2 separate regions of the Homo sapiens genome follow, and region 1 is linked to region 2. Evidence: chromatin loops called from intact Hi-C (ENCODE). Cell type or tissue: MCF 10A. All regions are shown on one strand. Links, peaks and the distances in the headings refer to the core of each region. The heading gives the core; the rest is flanking DNA.

Region 1 (5,927 bases), core at 384-5,383, 500 kb before region 2:
GGGGGTTGTATATTTCATAACTTTGGCACTATATTTTAAGTTTCTCCAGGGAGGAGACCATTCTGTGGTTTGATACATCCTACATTAAAATCAGATAAAGAACATGCATTTCTTAAAGGACCTGATACATATTTGGAACTCCTTAAAATCTTTCTTTTTACTTTCTGTTTCTTCCAGCATTACCCAACATGATATCACACAGATAGCAGTCATCCCATAGTTTACTACTTAATAAATTGGTTAGTCTATTGATTCCAGCTTTCCAAAGGGCCTATTATTTTAAAATATTTGACACTAGAATATTTGAACTATTTATCTTCCCTATAACCACTGATATTCTAATTATGATATATTCGGTCCTGATCTTGAGCTATCACACAAAGTTATCAATTTCTAACAACCCTGCATAATGAAAAGATTTCAGGAGCAGAAGATGAAATTTTTTCTTGCCAAATTATATCTTTCTCTGTGGGCCTGTAGTAATTTGCATTGCTGGTTTACGTAGTACAATATTTTAGTGTGTGCTTATTATACTATCTTAACTCCCTGAGATTTACCAAGGACAAATGTGATTTTAATATTATATTGTATTTCATTTCACAGGTTTGTTTCATAACCTCAATAGTTATTTCTAGTTGTGATTCTGTTTCCTTTCTAAATGTGTTAATAAAATGCTTGCATTAAGATTGGCTTGACTCCAGAATCTGATATGGTCATGCTTCAAGTAAGTGATAAAACTCATGACAATATGGCACTTGGAGATGTTTGAATGCATCCTAACTATACAAGTGGGGAAATTCTTAGGTCCTTACAGAGTTAAATTAAGGTCAGACCTGGTTTCCGACACGAAGTTCAGATGTATTGGCAGATCCCCATGCTTGCATTTATTATACTGTAATTTGGGGCTTAAAGAGTTATATCCAGTCCATCCCCAACATCTGGATAGTGTTTATAACGATCACATTTGATCCTAATGTAATTTTGTTGGGGAATTCACTAGAATTCCTCTGTTGGCTACATTACAACTGAACATGAGATCTGCTAAAATATTACTAAAAAACTAGTGAATATCCATAGAGAATACAAAAATAGTTAGATTTCATCTCCCCTCCCCTTCCCTTCCCCGGCCAATAGCCACTAGCCCATCATACTCCCCTATCTGGGCTTCCTTGTTTCCATTGATAGAATGGGGGTGATGCTTTAATAGCAGCTAACATTTGTCAAGGGTTTTGAATCCTGAAAAGCAGAGCAGGCACAAAAATCTTTCAAGGATGATTATTGTATGTGTGCAACCTCAATGGCAGTGTCACAGACTCAACTGATGTAGATGACATGGGCATGATGGCAATTTTTCCTTTCATTTTCATTTTGATTTAGATGCTATTGCATAGAGTTAGGAAGACATTATTTGGGAAAGTAGAGCCAAAGGATTGGTTTTAACCACCCTTCCCCCATCAATGGAAGCCCCAAATGAATCAAACGGAACCTTTTAAGGTTGTAAAGGGAGCCTTTAATTATGTGAGATTGACAAGGGGGACATTTGGGAAGTTTGGCAATGCAGTTTCAGGGCCTCCCAGCCCTGCCAGCAGGAAGATTATTAACATATTTCATGTAATTTGTGCATTGCTATGTACCCTCCTCATGAAATAATTTTAGCATTCAAAAAGAGACAGCTGGGAAGAGGAAAAGACAGATAGGGAAGGACAGAGACTGTAAGAGTCTTTAGAAAGGGAAAATTATTTCATTAAATCTAAAGAGCATATGCTTTTCTGATGTATACCATATGCAAGTCTATGCAAATTATTTAATAGCACTGCACTCAGAGTAATTTCCATTTCCTCCCTAGCTTGTGACGGGACTATTCCTTTTAATCAGATTAGATGACATTCTCCGCAAACTTTTGGGGGTTTTAACTTAATTTGCCATGCTAAGTAGTTAGGGTAATTTGAAATAAAGCAATCAGTGGGCAGAAAAGAATGAAGCCAAACCTCGTTTCTGTCTTTGAGATGAGAGGCTGGCCGGCTGTGTGAGCCCCACAGGACTTCTTTCTCTTCTTCTCTCCTGCTCCTCAGCACCTGAGACCTCAGCAGAGTTTCCAATGGTCAGTTGTGTTGTTTTGATGGCACCTAATCAGGTCTGTTTCCCATCCATGGGGCTCGCGTGCGATGCTGCATTCCATTAGGCCTCCACTGTCACAATTTATGGTGCTGCCTCAAGTAATGATGGAAAAATGAATTCACATTCCTTAAAAAATTTTTCACCTGGGGAGGTCGTGGACACCTAAAGGGGTCTTTGAAATGGTCTGAAGGGGCCCTGCAGATATTCCATTCTAGAGGTTCTGGAGAAAGGGAGCTATAATCATCTAGTACCATGGATGGACAAGAGTTATCAAGGAAAGTCCTGGCAGGAAAGAATTCACATGGGACGCACGCCTGAAGGGACAGCAACCGATCAAGGGCGGCTGTGCTGCAGTAGTGCCAGCCCTTGGCAAAACTGTGAAGCTTGTTTTGGGGCATTGCTCACAGTTCTGCAAGCGGTGTGTTTGTTGCACAATCCCAGAGGGTCCATTGTCTTGTAGTCATAGGGCAATCTGTGTGTTAATACCAAATTTTTCCAGCAGATGGCAGTAAAGGGTCTTGAGGAAGGAGTGACTTCTAAAATCTTATCAGGTTGCAGTTTGGACTAGACTAGAGGGCCATCGGCCTTCCCTTTCACGGTTCTCTGTTTTACGGATGGCGGTGTTTGAGGAAAGGGAAGATTTTAATTGCTTAAACGAATTCCCTGCAAAGTGTTAGCAGATGAGGTTTAAATATCATCTATATTAGGGCTGTTAGGGATTTACTAGCCACCAAGATATAAAAGAGAGAACTTTAATGGTGAAATTTCATGCACTGAGACAAAGAGAAAAAATTGCTTTTTCCTTTCTTTCCTTTTTTTCTTCACACCCACCTTCCTTCCAAGACAATGCTTCAGCTGGGATCTTGGTTTTGAGGCACCGAGGTCGGCTCCCAGGATCTGTTCCTGTAGCACATGGAGGCACTTCTTATCAAAGATTTTTGAATGTAAACAGGCTGCAATCAATTAACTCTTTAAAAATTACTAAGGGCAGGCCGGGCGCCCAGCAATTTGGGAGGCTAGGGTGGGCGAATCACGTGAGGTCAGGAGTTCGAGGCCAGCCTGACCAATATGATGAAACCCGTCTTTACTAAAAATACAAAAAAATTAGCCAGACATGGTAGCATGTGCCTGTAATCCCAGCTACTGTCTCAGAGGCTGAGACAGGAGAATCACTTGAATCTGGGAGGCAGAGGTTGCAGTGAGCCGAGATGGCGCCATTGCACTCAAGTCTGGGCAACAAGAGTGAAACTCCGTCTCAAAAAAAAAAAAAAAAAAAAATTACTAACGACATCATATAACCAATCCAGGATCCTTCCTACATGCAGGGAGGAAAGAGGAATAAAGTTTTCTGAGTGCCTATTGGGTCTTTCCTTTCATTATTTTTCTTAATCCTGGATGCCATCCTTTTAGGTGGTTATCATTTTCCTCATTTTACATAGAAGTAAATGGGTAGTCAGAGAAGGTAAGGCACCTCCAGGAAGTCTCCCAGTTAACATGTGGATTCAAATCTTTTATTTATTTATTTTTATTTTATTTTATTATTATTATTTTTTAATAGAAATAAAGATGGATGTCTCACTATGTTGCCCAGGCTGGTCTCAAACTCCTGAGCTCAAGCGATCTTCCCCTCTTACCTCCCAAGGTGCTGGGATTACAGGCGTGAGCCACGGAGCCCTTCCTGGATCCAAATTTTCACCTGTCTGATCCCAAAGCCCAGCCTCATGTCAGTAGAGTGCTCTACCACATAACTACTAAAGATAGGACTAAAGATGACTTCTTTTTTATTATTTTGAGTTTTTTGTTGTTGTTGAATAGGCAAAATATATACATGTACGACAAATTCAAATACACAGTCGCAAATACATTTCTCTGGTTTCATGCCTTGTCTGGGGCCACCCTCCCACAGGCAACCACAGTTATAGTTTCCTATGTAGTCTTTCAGAAACGTTTTGGGCTTTTATAATATAAGCATATACATATATATCCTTTTTTTCCTTACATAAATGGTAGCTCACGAAACACACTGTTGCGTCTGTCTTTTTTCACTTAACAGCATATCTTGGAGGTGGGCTAAATAATTCTCTTTAAGAGCTTCAGAGTTGGAAATACTTTCCATCTTATGTATGTACCATAATTTTATTTAACTGAAATTGATCTATTTAACTGATATATTTATTCAAATGAGATTGATGACCCTTACAAAGATTACATTGTTAAATGACCATATTCCACTCAGTGTAGCCAGCCTTCAAAACCTTGCTGATGAATGAATGCCTCAAAATTGCAATAAGCATATGGCTTCCCAGAGTGACTTAATATCGGGTAAGCTTCTGAAAAGTTTATTTTGTGCTTTAAAAAGTATTCTCATTTCTAACATATGCATTTGCATGTGCACACACATACATTCTCACCACTTGAACCAGAATTAAAGGTTACCAATGAAAGAGACCAGGGTCTCAAGATGTTCAAGAAAAGTGAGCAGTGCTTATTGGATCTTTATCCCTCTTTTATAGTAGTGAGACAATAAAACAGAGTCTGTGGTCTGTCTAAACCTCAACTCAGCTTCTTTGGAGTAGGATGATTTGGATCAGTAAGAATCAAGTAGGAGTAGATCAGCCTTCCGGGAGAGACAGAGAAGGAAATCACAAAAGAAGCAATTCTATAATCTCTATAGATAAAGAAGGAAATTCCTTTTTAATCCAGTAAACTTTAAGCTATTTAGATAGAAAGAGTCTTTTCATGGCTAATGTGAATGCCAGTCTGCTTTCTATGTTGACACCTTATGAATTGTAACTCTAAAAGTGCTCATCATGGACGAGGTTCTCTACAAAATTTAAAAAAAAATTAGCCAGGTGTGGTTGTGCACACCTTTACTACCAGCTACTCAAGAGGCTGAGATTGGAGGATTGCTTGAATCAAGGAGTTTGAGGCTGCAGTGAGCTATGATCACGTCACTGCACTCCAGCCTGGGAGACAGAGAGAGACTCTCTCTAAAATTTTCTTTTTTTAAAAAAGGACCCAGGAGTTCCTTAAAAGATGGAATTTATATCCCATTAACTTTGTATGCTCCCCAGAAGTTATAGGAAGCTTCTCTGTGTATGTGTGTGTGTGCACGTGCACGCGCGCGTCTGTGTGTGTGTGAGAGAGAGAGAGACAGCGAGAGAGAGGAGAGAGAGAGAGAGACGGAAACAGAGACAGACAGAGAGAGCACACAGCACTTATTCTCCCAATATCCACCTGTATTTAATGACAGGCCCTGTCTAGGAATTTCCAAGATGTCAGTGGGATATCCATGATGATGAGACTTTCCAATATTCCACATAGTTACGTACATTTCTTCCTTTGTTGTATACTCTCTATTCAAATGGCAAATCTATTTGCCCTATTTCCCAGAGCTGACTTAACCCATTGCAAGCAGCAATTTGATTTGGAAGTCTAGGATCAAGGTTGGTATCCTCCAGCAACAACTGTTCCTACTGCTCCTCCCCACACCGTGGGATTATTCACACCACATGCACTCCATCTCTGTACTCGTCCCTTGCCCTCTTATCTTAAGGCTGTGATACAAACCTCTGGATGGGTGGAGGCCTCTTGCCTTTTCTGGTTGCAAAGGATCTCAGAAATAATGACACTAAAGCAGAGGGGGCAGACAATGACCTCCAATTAACTTGAAGCAGAAGCTGCCAGAATGGAGGAGATACAGGTGAAGCAGTGAACAAATGGCATGAACTGGATGATACAGAATCATGAAATTTTAGATTTGGAAGAAACCTTAGAGGTCATCTAATCTAGTGGCTCTAAAGCATGAC
Region 2 (5,927 bases), core at 494-5,493:
AGCCCCAACACTTACTAGCCATGTGACTTCAGACAAATTACTTATCCTTTCTGTGTCTTAGTTTCCTCATCTACACAATGGGATAATAATAATAATACTAATACCTACTTTATAGAGTCATTGTGAAGATTAAATGAGTTACAATGAGTCAAAAATGCTAGCTATTATTATCTCTGCAAGGTAAAGGGTTATTGCCAGATAATTTTTGCAGTTAGTCCTATATTTCAGCTCTTGAAACACTGTAGGTCTTCCATAGATGTGTATGGATTCAAACTGAGAGTCCAATTCTTAAATCAGTTAACTCATGTCCCCAAGTAACAACTTCTGTTTATTACATATCCTAAACATAAGTTCACAGAGTACCTGCTAAAACTTTCCTTTTCTCTTCTGAACTTTCTAGAGGTCATCACTGCCACTTTGTGAACAACACAAAGAAGTCTCAGACCAATATCTCTTCCTATCTCCTTTCTTGTGTGTGCCTCAATTTCCTCATTTCCTCATTGTTCACTGCTAAGTTAATCTCTGCATGCACATACATGCACACAATTTTAACTTCTTTTCTCTTTTCCTTTTATCCCATTTCTTGTCTTCTTTTCCTAATAGTGGTGGAAGTTGAGCAGGGGCCAAGGCTTTTCTCTCTGTTTCCTCCTTTAGTCATAAGTAAGCAGATGAAATTAAGTATCATCTATTTTTAGAGTTTCCAAAGTACGTCAAAGCCTTCTACAGAAATGACATAAAAGTCTCCAACTACTATCTCAAGTATCTATAATCGAAACTGGTTTTCCTGATGTCAGCATCTAAAACAGCCTCTAAATCAATCAGTTACTTTTGAGCCAGTTAACTAATAATAACAAAATTAAAATAATAATTTTTAAGTGCACAATAGGCTGCTACACTATGGGTTAAATAGCACTTAAAGGGTGGCCTGGGAACTAACTCCTATGGGTAGCACTGTTTTTATGGGAAAATACACTCCAAATTCCAGACAACTCATTTATCCACTAACTTTTGGAATATGACCCTTTAGTAAGTTGGAGACTGACTAAAAATACCTAATATTTTGGTGAATTTTTTATCAATGCATTAAAAATACATTCTTATGTTTTATCTTAATAAATTGAAGCAAATTCTAGCCTACTTTTCCATAAGAATTGCTTTCCTGACCTCAGAAGCATAATTGAAAGAGGGCTTGTGGATTTTCTGCAAAGAAAGGGCCTGGCTATTTTAATTAGCTTAACGTATGTAAGATCAATTATTTTGAGACAGTAGACAAACAAAATCATTCATAAGGTTGGCAGGTTTGTGCAAATGATTTCACAAGGGTAAATCATTTTCAGGTTACATAGGACAGATGTGTGCAGTGTATGTGAGAATGTTTGGAAAATATTTTGGATGCTTTTCAAAGGCATACACTACATGTGGAATTAACTGAAATTGGTTTCTTTAATTATTTCTTTCTTACCCACACAATAATGATGGGTTCCTACTTACAGGGTGATGTGACATTTATATGCCTAGAAGTTTCCTTTCCTTTTGACCATTTTTTAAAAGATGCAATATTTTTCCTTCAACATTAGAAGTTGGGTCCCCTGTAAGGCCTTATACAAGAGAATGAGAGTTGAAGAAATACATTTATGGTGGATAGGCTGTTTGAAACTCATTTTAGCTAAAACAGAAAAACTGCAGCTTGTGGAGTGGCAAGGGCCCAGAATTGGCCAGAAGTCATGAATTTTGGCTCTAACTCCTGAATTGAGTGGCTTTGAGCAAGTCACTTACCTCAGAGCCTCATTATTTTTATCTACACAATCAGGGGTTTGGCATCTATGACTTGAAATTCCTTTCCAGCACTATGTTTTGTTTCTGTGGTTGGTAACAATGTAAGAATTTTGGGGGACGCATTCTTCCAAACTCTTGTTTTTCCACTCACATCATTTCAGTAGAGAGCTGACTGCCAATATCACAATAACTTTTTTTTCGATTCATATCAACTTTAAAATGTGTTTTTAAAAATGGCAAGTTAGGTGTCTGTGAATAACAACTGATATTTTCCAGAATTTTTCCTTCCTTCCTTCCTTCCTTCTTTCCCTTCCTCCTTCCCTCCCTTCCTCCCTCCCTCCCTCCCTTCCTTCTTTGAAAGCCTTTTAAGAGGTGAACACAACAGTTTTGGCTTGGGACACAGCTCTGCGGGTCAGGATCTAACAAAGGGAAATCCCCGATGTGCTGGAACCTTACAGCTCCAGGAACCGGCTGTTTATGAAAGCTGAAGTACCGCTAGAGTGAGCAAAGAAGCCACTTGTGATTCCAGCCAATTGTCCCCAGTCCAGACCATTCAGAGGAAAGAGTTCTGCCGGTCTTCTGCATCCAGTTGCCAAAACCCAGGAGGTGCAGCACCTGCTTAGGAAAGCCATAGTGCATGGGGAAATGACCGCTGAGGGGGCCACACTTTCCCTTTTGCATTGGCAAAACTGTTGCTTTCTTACCTTTTAATACTCTTTCTCCGGATTTTGAGAATCCGACTATTTAAAGATTGCTTTCATACATTTAGTTTCTGCCCCACCCCACTACAGCCCCCTTAGGTTTCTTAACTTTTAAGACTTATGATAAATGAGGGTGGGACTGGGTGGGGAATGGGGTAGATGGGAGGGCTGGGAGGACTGGGAGAGTTGGAGTGGGGGATGGAAGATAAGGGTAGGGTGGAGCAGGAAGGGAAGGGTGGAGACGAAGGAATGAAAAAATGAATAACCCAGTGAAGCAAATGAATGGAGCAGCAGCCAAATAAGCAAACAAAACAAACATTTATTGACCGTCTGTCACTTGCTAGGTGTTGTGATAGACAGCAGGCAAATAGCTATGAGCCATGCAGCCAGGTCCTTGCCTTGTGAAATTTACAGTCCAAAGTGGGCGGATATCAAACAAATAATTAAGCAAATACTTTAATACTTACAACTGTGACACAATTGCCATGAAGAAATATAAGGGGCCCTCGCCCTAGTCCAGGAGGTGAGGAGGACGATGTTCAAGCTGGATTATTTCCATGCCATTTTCCAAATTGAAATCTCAAAGTAAATTATATTGCAATATGATGTATGTTTTTTCCAAGTGAAACCCAAGCACACATCCTGCTCTGCCCCACCCTCCGCCCCCACACGGGAAGCTCTCGGGATCAGCCTGGGTGTTCTGTGGTTCTGACGCCATCCTGAGAGCTCCACTGCCACACTCCTTCCCCTGCCTCCTAAATTCGATGTGGAGCGCCACCTAGAGTTTGGCTGACACATTCCCATAACCATAGGGTACAAGGATACTTTGAAATCTAGGATATTTGCTAAGTTTTGAAAATTGAATAAATAAATAATCCATTGGAAAAAATGAATAGCGAGTGAATGAGCAAAGCAGCAGGCAAATATACAAACAGGACAAACACTTTCATTCACTGTCATTGTCATCCAGCGTGAATTCAAAAGACTCCAAGTTTTCTAAAAAGAATGGCTTTCTCTAGGAGCTTTCCAAGATTTGTTTTGCAAAGCTGCCAAGGAGAATACTAGACAATGAATCGGAAGTAGCAAGTCTCACGGTGATATCCAAAGTGTTTTTCATCCAAACCTCAGAGCAAGAAGGTTCCAGGAAGATGCCTAAGTCAAATTAAGATGTTAAGTCAAATTTACCTCGTTCTAATAACTACCCAATAATTTATTGAACAGTCTATATTACTGAAATACCTATGGCATTAAGATAGAACCAACTGTTGTGATTTATGGAGTAGGCTAACATTGCAGCTGTTAAGGAAATGAAAAAATGTATGGGATCTGTCATTTTTAAATCACCTTTAAACAAGATATCCAGCTCTGTAACCACATTCCAATTAGTCTTACAAGAAAAGCCAAGCACAGTTACATTTCAAAAATGTTATCGCATATATAAAGAAGGAACTTATCTTTCTCTCTTACATTAGCCCTACTTTTCTCTACCAAAAACTTGCCCCAGAGAAAAACATATTCAGGTAAAGAAAAGTCATATCCATCCCCTCCATTCATTAATTTCATTTAACCAACATTTGTCGATCACCTCCGGTGGTACTACAGAGATGTTGGGATATCCTGCTTCATGATCTAGTTGGAGTAGATAGCAGATGCCAAGAAAGTGGACATGACAAAACTATGCTATTTCTAAATGCTATCTAGAAATAAGGAGAAGCACAAGGTGTCAAGGGCACTGCTGAGAGGCTCCTGACCAATTTGGAGCAGTCGGACAAGGCGTCTCCTGGATTACAGTGCTGTGTCTTCAAGTATCAACTTCCCGGAAGGCTAAGTTAAACAAAAGAAACTTACAAACCCAGAATGGTGAAGATATCACTTCTACTGAAAACTTTTCCATCTGAGATACAGTGATCTGGGCCAAAAGAACATAATGAAAATGAATAATTCTGAAATATAAGATCCAGGAGTATTGAAACGATTTTGATCTTGTCTGTCCTGTAGTGCTATCACTCTCCATATTGTCCAGCATATAATAGGTATTCAATAAAGATTTGTTGAAAGCTGGACAAATGCTGAACAGAAACCCCAATATGCATAGTAAAAAAACAAATCAGTCGATGTATATTTCAGTCATCTGTAGTTTAGTGACAGATGGTTTATCCACATGTTTTCTGAAAAGCCTTCAATGGTTATTTTATACTCCACCAAATTTCAGTGCTTCTGCCTATTTTTAAGTTGCCTACCTCAACCCAGTTCCTTTCTGTGTCTCCAAATGTGTTTCCTCCTACTCTTCAACATGAACTGCCTTTGCCATTCATGTTGGTTTGTTTATGGTCCCACCAACACTATGTGCATTCCTATTTGCAAAAATCCACTGTTTTGATTTCCCTCACCTAGCTGCATCCTCCTCTCCTCTTCTCCTCCATCCTTTCTCCAGATCTATGGAAATTCTCCCCATTCTTCAAGAACCATCTTGAGCTCACATTGCTTTCTCTGACTAATCCATTCTCTCTCAAATTCATATAAACTCTACAGTTTATGCCATATTAATGAACCTTCATTACATAACCCTCTTACATCATTCATTTTTATGTATGTTAGTCTTATTTTATTAACTAAACCCTAAACTCCTAAAAGGTTATGGTTCATGCCTTATTCTTCATCTATATCAAATACCCACTTGGCTGGCAAAGAGATTCTGAAATGAGGCAGTGGTGGAAGATAAGAGTGGAAGAAAAACTGGGTCTAAATCATGGAAAACCTTGAATGCTGTATCAAAAGATTGTCATTAGCCTTAAGGCAGAAATAAGATTGTGTTCCTCCACCATGTCAGTCAGAAGAAAGGAAAGCCTTTCCAAGAAACGTCCTTCTCCATAGTTACTTCACCATTATTGGTCAAGTACCAATCACTAGTTATAAAGACAAAGTATGGAGAAGGAAAAATTTAGTAAATACCTTCTCTGAGTTTTCAGCATCTTGATTTCCATGTTTCATAGAGTTTTCTGAAAGTGACTGTGTGTGTTAGGTAAGTAGTTAACTGAATATTCTGCACTTAATTTCTCCAGTCTCCATTATTTCAAAAGATTGGGTCTGCTGGTCTTCATGAGATTTCAAAGATCTTTGTTCCACCCAAGGTATGGAGAGAGTTGACAGGGCTGGTGATTCTGCTCTTGACAGAAATGGGCAGAGCAAGTGTCTAGGTCATTTGGGAGAAGTGATAAAATAATTAAAAATAAAATTAAATAATGGGCTAATAGAATTGTTTGTTTAATGAAGTCTTCTCTAGGGAGGCAAAAATTTCAGTAAGAACTTAATTAAAAAGAAAATTTTAAAACTTCATAGGTAAATGCTTTTGGTAAAAGCCCTCTTCTGTGTGGAGCAATGCCATAAACCAAAACTGCATCTTTGAATCCAGATAATTTAAATGAGCAAAACCTAAAAAAACATGTATTT

Evidence for each region. A loop is a pair of places that touch in the nucleus more often than their neighbours do. Peaks named below come from ENCODE experiments on the same cell type or tissue, not always from the same donor. Only the 100,000 strongest peaks of a DNase experiment are listed, where the experiment ranks them.
Region 1: a loop joins it to region 2, with 9 times the contacts of the local background. A loop is called at or near these places in 10 of 110 quality-filtered maps.

What each region holds. Positions count from the first base shown.
Region 1 is chr12:66,104,281-66,110,207 of GRCh38, reverse strand. No RefSeq gene overlaps it. Among named protein-coding and RNA genes, the nearest start is that of LLPH, 24 kb to the left of the region's middle. RefSeq lists an enhancer at 2,417-2,918. In MCF 10A, for the core only: a CTCF peak has its summit at 2,608 (motif pointing right); a DNase peak (open chromatin) is centred at 2,587.
Region 2 is chr12:65,599,999-65,605,925 of GRCh38, reverse strand. The region is part of intron 1 of MSRB3-AS1 (MSRB3 antisense RNA 1); the gene reads left to right. It overlaps LINC02454 (long intergenic non-protein coding RNA 2454), which reads right to left and starts at 3,057. Exons shown (of 3, transcript NR_146529.1): 1 at 2,945-3,057. In MCF 10A, for the core only: a CTCF peak has its summit at 3,269 (motif pointing left); DNase peaks (open chromatin) are centred at 1,795, 2,225 and 3,205.